Linked DNA regions of Homo sapiens: region 1 is linked to region 2. A link is an interaction called in ENCODE POLR2A ChIA-PET data of the cell type or tissue named here. Cell type or tissue: CD4-positive, alpha-beta T cell. All regions are shown on one strand. Each heading gives the region's core, and the rest is flanking DNA. Links, peaks and the distances in the headings are about the cores only.

The links. ChIA-PET counts read pairs that join two places held together with the same protein. Peaks named below come from ENCODE experiments on the same cell type or tissue, not always from the same donor. Only the 100,000 strongest peaks of a DNase experiment are listed, where the experiment ranks them.
Region 1: POLR2A ChIA-PET joins it to region 2 with 5 read pairs; 3 of 35 experiments call an interaction of 5 or more read pairs at or near these places.

What each region holds. Positions count from the first base shown.
Region 1 is chr22:39,387,089-39,389,993 of GRCh38, forward strand. No RefSeq gene overlaps it. Among named protein-coding and RNA genes, the nearest start is that of TAB1, 11 kb to the right of the region's middle. In CD4-positive, alpha-beta T cell, for the core only: no CTCF peak of the experiment used is centred there; DNase peaks (open chromatin) are centred at 1,293 and 1,783; H3K4me3 peaks cover 1,284 bases; H3K27ac peaks cover 1,028 bases.
Region 2 is chr22:39,089,003-39,091,907 of GRCh38, forward strand. LOC101927202 (a long non-coding RNA gene) reads left to right here and starts at 2,060. Exons shown (of 2, transcript XR_938259.3): 1 at 2,060-2,794. RefSeq lists an enhancer at 1-357. In CD4-positive, alpha-beta T cell, for the core only: no CTCF peak of the experiment used is centred there; DNase peaks (open chromatin) are centred at 1,619, 1,969 and 2,319; H3K4me3 peaks cover 1,226 bases; H3K27ac peaks cover 2,432 bases.

The DNA.
Region 1 (2,905 bases), core at 228-2,727, 300 kb after region 2:
CACCAAAGGAGGTAGACAGTGCCCTCTTGGAGATGATCACGCAGTGGGGGAAATGCTGTTAACTAAACATGCAAGCAAAAATATCAACTGTGCTAAGTGCTGGAGTGGGTTGGAAAGAATATGCGATGCAATTTAGATCACCCTGACTAAATCAACCACCACCGGTCGAGCAGGTGACCCTCGACTCAAGCGCTCTCCATGAGCAGGGTTTGGACGTGAGCGGGTGGGCTGGTGAGTTATCCAAGCTGGTGAGTTCTGCAGGGAGGACCCAGGACTCAGGGGTCCCCGGCTGGGAAAGAGCTTGGAAGTGGTGGAAGGCAGGTGCAGTGGACGCACAGAAGGGAGAGAGAGGAGAATGAGGAAGGACAGGCCAGAAGGTGCTCATGGATCCCACAGTGTAGGGCCTGGAGGCCTCTGTAAAGCCATGAAGGGTGGGTGACCACAACAGTGCATGCTCTCAAAAGACCACTCTGCTGGTTAGATGGTAGTCAAGAGACAGGTCACCATGACCGTGAGAGAATGGAGAAGTCCAGATGTATTTGAAGAAGGCACAGATCTGCAAATGAACCGAGGCCGGGCACGGTGGCTCACGCCTATAATCTTAACACTTTGGGAGGCCGAGGCAGGAGGATCACTTGAGGTCAGGAATTTGAGACCAGCCTGGCCAACATGGTGAAACCCCGTCTCTACTAAAAAAATACAAAAATTAGGCCGGGTGTGGTGGCTCACGTCTATAATCCCAGCACTTTGGGAGGCCGAGGCAGGCGGATCACCTGAGGTCGGGAGTTCGAGACCAGCCTGACCAACATGGAGAAACCCTGTCTCTACTAAAAATACAAAAATTAGCCGGGCGTGGTGGTGCATGCCTGTAATCCCAGCTACTCAGGAGGCTGAGGCAGGAGAATAGCTTGAACCAGGGAGGTGGAGGTTGTGGTGAGCCAAGATGGCGCCATTGCACTCCAGACTGGGCAACAAGAGCGAAACTCTGTTTCCAAAAAAAAAAAAAAAAAAAAGCAAAAATTAGCCGGGTGTGGTGGTGGGCGCCTGTAGTCCCAGCTACTTGGGAGGCCGAGGCAGAAGAATCGCTTGAACCCAGGAGGAAGAGGTTGCAGTGAGCTGAGATCGCACAACTACACTCCAGCCTGCGACAGAGAGAGACTCTGTCTCAAAAAAAAAAAAAAAAAAAAAAAAATCCCACCAGAAAAGGCTCTGGAGCCCAGGCCGGGTGGGAGGAGCAAGTGGGCGTGGCCTGGGCATGGCCCGTCGGTCAAGGTACTGGCCCTGCCCACGCCCGGGAGAGGGGCGGGCGAGAGAGATGCTAAGCCAATCGGATTGCGGTCATCGGGGGCGAGCGGAGTCTGCAAGAGGTCCGAGGAGTAGCGGGTGCCGAGGGAAGGAGCGCGGCGGGGCGGGTGAGGGATCCCGGGGCTCCGTTCCAGGACACCCAGGTTCTGACCCCGTTTAGGAGTGCGGAGGGCAGGGGCTGCCTGCAACCCAAGGAGCCCGAGCTACCCTGAAGGCCGACCCTGAGGCCGCTGCTCAGCGAGAGGAGCCGACCCTTGGGGGACAGCGGGGTCGGGTTCCAAGCCGGGGCTGCTGGGGCTGGTCAGGCCGCCCGCCCTGCTTGACCCCTCTCACCTGATGGCTCCCTTCTCCAATCTTCAAGAAGGTGAAACGTCACTGTGGTCCGCAGAGGGCAGGCCGCGTGTGCGGAGTCGCTGTCATCCCTTAGTGGCCACGCCCGCCTCCCTGTCCACTTCCCGTCTTCGTCGTTGCGGTTCAGGTGTTCGCTCCACTCTGCGGCACCAAAGGCCCGTCACGTGCTTCCCCTGCCCAGACACCCCAAACACCGAAACTGTCATCCGAAGGCCCCGCACCTGCCGCCTGTCGGATGCTGAAGAACGAATCCCAGGTGGAGAGGACAGCACCCCAAAAGGGATGGGGGATGGATTGGGGCGTCTGAGCCCCGTGGAGTATGTCAGCCTTTCAGAGCGACCCGCTCCACGCTGCGATGTGGTCCTTAAGAAGTTAGGGCCGGGCACGGCGCCTCACGCTGTAATCCCAGCACTTTGGGAGCCAAGGTGGGCGGATCATCTGAGGTCAGGAGTTCGAGACCAACCTGGCCAACATGGTAAAACCCCAACTCTACTAGAAATACAAAAATTAGCTGGGTGTGGTGGCAGGCGCCTGTAATCCCAGCTAGTCGGGAGTCTGAGGCAGGAGAATTGCTTGAACCCGGGAGGCGGAGGTTGCAGTGAGCGGAGATGGAACACCCCTGCACTCCAGCCTGGGTGACAGAGAACGACTCCGTCTCAAAAAAAAAAAAAAAGTTAGGGCCGGTCGTGGTGGCTCACGCCTGTAAGCGAGGCCAAAGCTCCAGAACAGCATCTCTACTAAAAATACAAAAATTATTCGGGCGTGGTGGTGGGTGCCTGTAATCTCAGCTACTCGGGAGTCTGAGGCAGGAGAATCGCCCGTGAACCCAGGAGGGGTAGGTTGCAGTGAGCAGAGAGCATTCCACTGCACTCCAGCCTGGGTGACAGGCTGAGCACTCACTCAGCCTGGAGCGAGACTCCATCTAAAAATAAATTAATAGATAAGTTAGGGCTGGGTGAGGTAGCTCACACCTATAATCCCAGCACTTTGGGAGACTGAAGTGGGTGGATCAATGAGGCCAGAAGTTTGAGGACAACGTCTCTACAAAAAATACAAAAATTAACCAGGCATGGTGGCCTGAACCTGTGGTCCCAGCTACTTGGGAGGCTGAGTGGAGAGGATCTCTTGAGCCCAAGAAGTTGAGGGTGCAGTGAGCCATGATCACCACCACTGCAATCCAGCCTGGGTGACAGAGTGAGACCCTTTCTCAAAAAAAAAAAAAAGTTATAATGTAATGGATTGGCCTTCA
Region 2 (2,905 bases), core at 145-2,644:
CCCCCCCTTACAGGGGACCAGGGTGAATCTCAGGTGAAGCCTGCACCTGTGAAGGAGGCCATTCTCCCTGCTCCCATCCCTGCCACCCACATGGGGAACCAGCTCCTTCTTGTCCCCGAGGACTTTTCCTGGGCTCTGGTGGAAACTCCAGCGGGATATGGGGTCTTACATTTTCCCTCAATGTTGCAGAGGCTGAAATGGGGGCGGGGCTGTCACTCCCCAGGAGCTGACCCCTGTCACCTGTGCTTAGAAGTGTCTCCGGGAGGCACAGTGTTTTATCAGTGTTATCTACAAGCATTTTACAGTGTAGTTTGTTTTTTTTGTTGTTGTTTGTTTTTGTTTTTTTTGAGACAGAGTCTCGCTGTGTCACCCAGGCTGGAGTGCAGTGGCGCGATCTCAGCTCACTGAAACCTCTGCCTCGCAAGTTCCAGGATTCTCCTGCCTCCACCTCTCGAGTAGCTAGGATTATAGGTGTGCACCACCACACCCAGCTAATTTTTGTAGTTTTAGTAAAGATGGGGTTTCACCACTTTGGTCCAGGATGGTCTCAAATTCCTGACCTCAAGCGATCTGCCCGCCTGACGTCCCAAAGTGCTTGGATTACAGGCGTTAGCCACCGTGCCCAGCCGTGAGTGCTAGTTTTAGATCGGATCCCAGGCCCCAGGCTGTGTCTGTCATGGGCAATCATGATGAACTTTTGTTGCGCTGTGCTCTGGGAAAAGCTGGACATTTTGCCACCCACTCCACTCCACTCCACGTAGCAAACAAAACAAACCCATCAGGATCCCAGCATGGAGGGCCATGCAGTCTAATGATGGTTGGACAGACTGGCAGAGGCAGCCCCGAGCTGTTCCTGGGTAAGACCAAGGGAATAAGACCATGATTCCGGTCAGTTCTTGGTGAATGTCATCCCCCTACCCCACCCTCAGAACAAATACAGATTTTCAAAATCTACCACTTTTTTCTTTCAAATTTTCTACCCATGGAAGAATGAATGACCATCCGGAGACAGCAGGGAAGGTTATTGCTTAATCAAGATGCTGGTGTGTTTCAGGGAGCTGGCCAGGGTGGAGTAGGCTTGTGGCCACGTTCCCTGGGTGGGAAGACTGAGATGGAGGTGGGCGTGGTCCAGGGACTGTCAGGAGCAGGGCTGGGGGAGACGACCTGGCACAGGGCCGTGCCTGCACACAGAGCAACAACGCCCACCATCAGGTCTGCCCTGTGCCAATCAGAAAATTCTGGACAGAGACTGTGACCCTCTGTGTCACTCTGGGGCAGGGGGTAATGGTTCCACACACTTCTATGGGGACCTGGAGAGTGGAGACCAGAGCACTGGTGGGCAGGCAGGCGAGCCTGGGTCTAAGAGCCCACTGTGCCTGCCACTGTCCCGTACCTCGGCACGTCACCTCCCCTGAAACCTCTCTTTACTCATCTGTAAAGTGGGGGCAATTATACCTCCCTCTCAACTGTGCACTTGGAGGGCAGTGAGGGCTGGATTTGGGACAGACCTGGTACGCACCAGGCGTTGGGCAAGTCTGAGTCTCCTCCTCTCCCTGAGTCAAGCTGCCTGACGTGATGGCAGTCTTCCTGCCCACAAGTTCTGGTCCAGCCCCTCCACCCAGGAAGCCCTCGGGGAGGTGATGCCACCGGCAGCGCTGTGGTTTTGGCACCCACAGGCATAGGATGGGCTGCCGTGGAAGGTGCCTGCTGTCCCTCAGGGTCTGTACCTCAGCCACCCTCCAGGGTGGGGCCCTATCCTCCTCCCACTGCCTTCTCCGGCCCTCACCACCCCGGGCAGGCACTGCTTCCCAGAGAGCCACCCGGGTCAGGAGTAAAGTGGCCTCTGTGGTCAAAGTCTGAAAAAGTTGCCCCCACACCTGCCTAACGGTGCACAGGGCTTTCTGGGGGGGTAGGGAGGAGGCAGGCAAGACTCTGGCACCTTTTCTGAGTCACATCCCTTCTACCGGGGCCCTGAGCCTGCAGGACGGAAGGATGTGGCCTTGCCTGTCAGAGGGTTCTGAGAACACGGAAGGCTCCTGAGTCCTCGAAGGGCATCCTCAGTGGGAGAGTGGCCCTGAGCAGAGAGGAGCGTAAGGGGCAAGGCACACCCCTTGAGAGGTCGGTGTCAGCAGCAAGCCCGTTTGCCTGTAGACATCTGTCTCCACTCTTTATTTATACATATTTTTTGAGTAAGGGTCTCACCCTGTCACCCAGGCTGGAGTGCAGTGGCAAGATCACAGCTTGCTGCAGACTCAATCTCCCGGGCTTAACCAATCCTCCCACTTCAGCCTCCCAAGTAGCTGAGACTTCAGGCGTGCGTCACCACACCCAGCTAATTTCCGTGTGTGTGTGTGTGTGTGTGTGTGTGTGTTTGTGTTTAGTAGGGATGGGGTTTTTCCATGTTGCCCCAGCTGGTCTTGAACTTCTAGGCTCAGGCAATCCTCCTGCCTCAGCCTCCCGAGGTGCTGGGATCACAGGTGTGAGCCGCCACTGGCAGGCATCTCCTCAACTTGACATTGCAGTGAGAAAGGGCAAAAGTAGCCGGTCTCACAGAGCAGACATGTGCTTCCCGTCCTGACCTGCAACGTGCTGCCTCCTTACAAGTGCTACCAGATCACCTGGTTCATATCCCGGAGCCCCAGCCCGGACCATGTGGTAAAAGTGGCCGAGTACAACAAAGTGAAGCTGAGCATCTTCATTGCCCGCCTCTATCACGACTGTGACCCGGGATTCCAGCACGGGCTTCGCAGACTGCAGGACACAGAGGCACGCGTGCACATCATGTCTTCTAAGGGTGAGAGGTTGGGGCCTGAGGGGTGTGTGTGGGGGAGGGACAGCATGAGGGGCAGGGGAGTCTGGGATGCCATTGGGACGATGTCCCAGGAGAGCCTGCAGGGACTGAGCC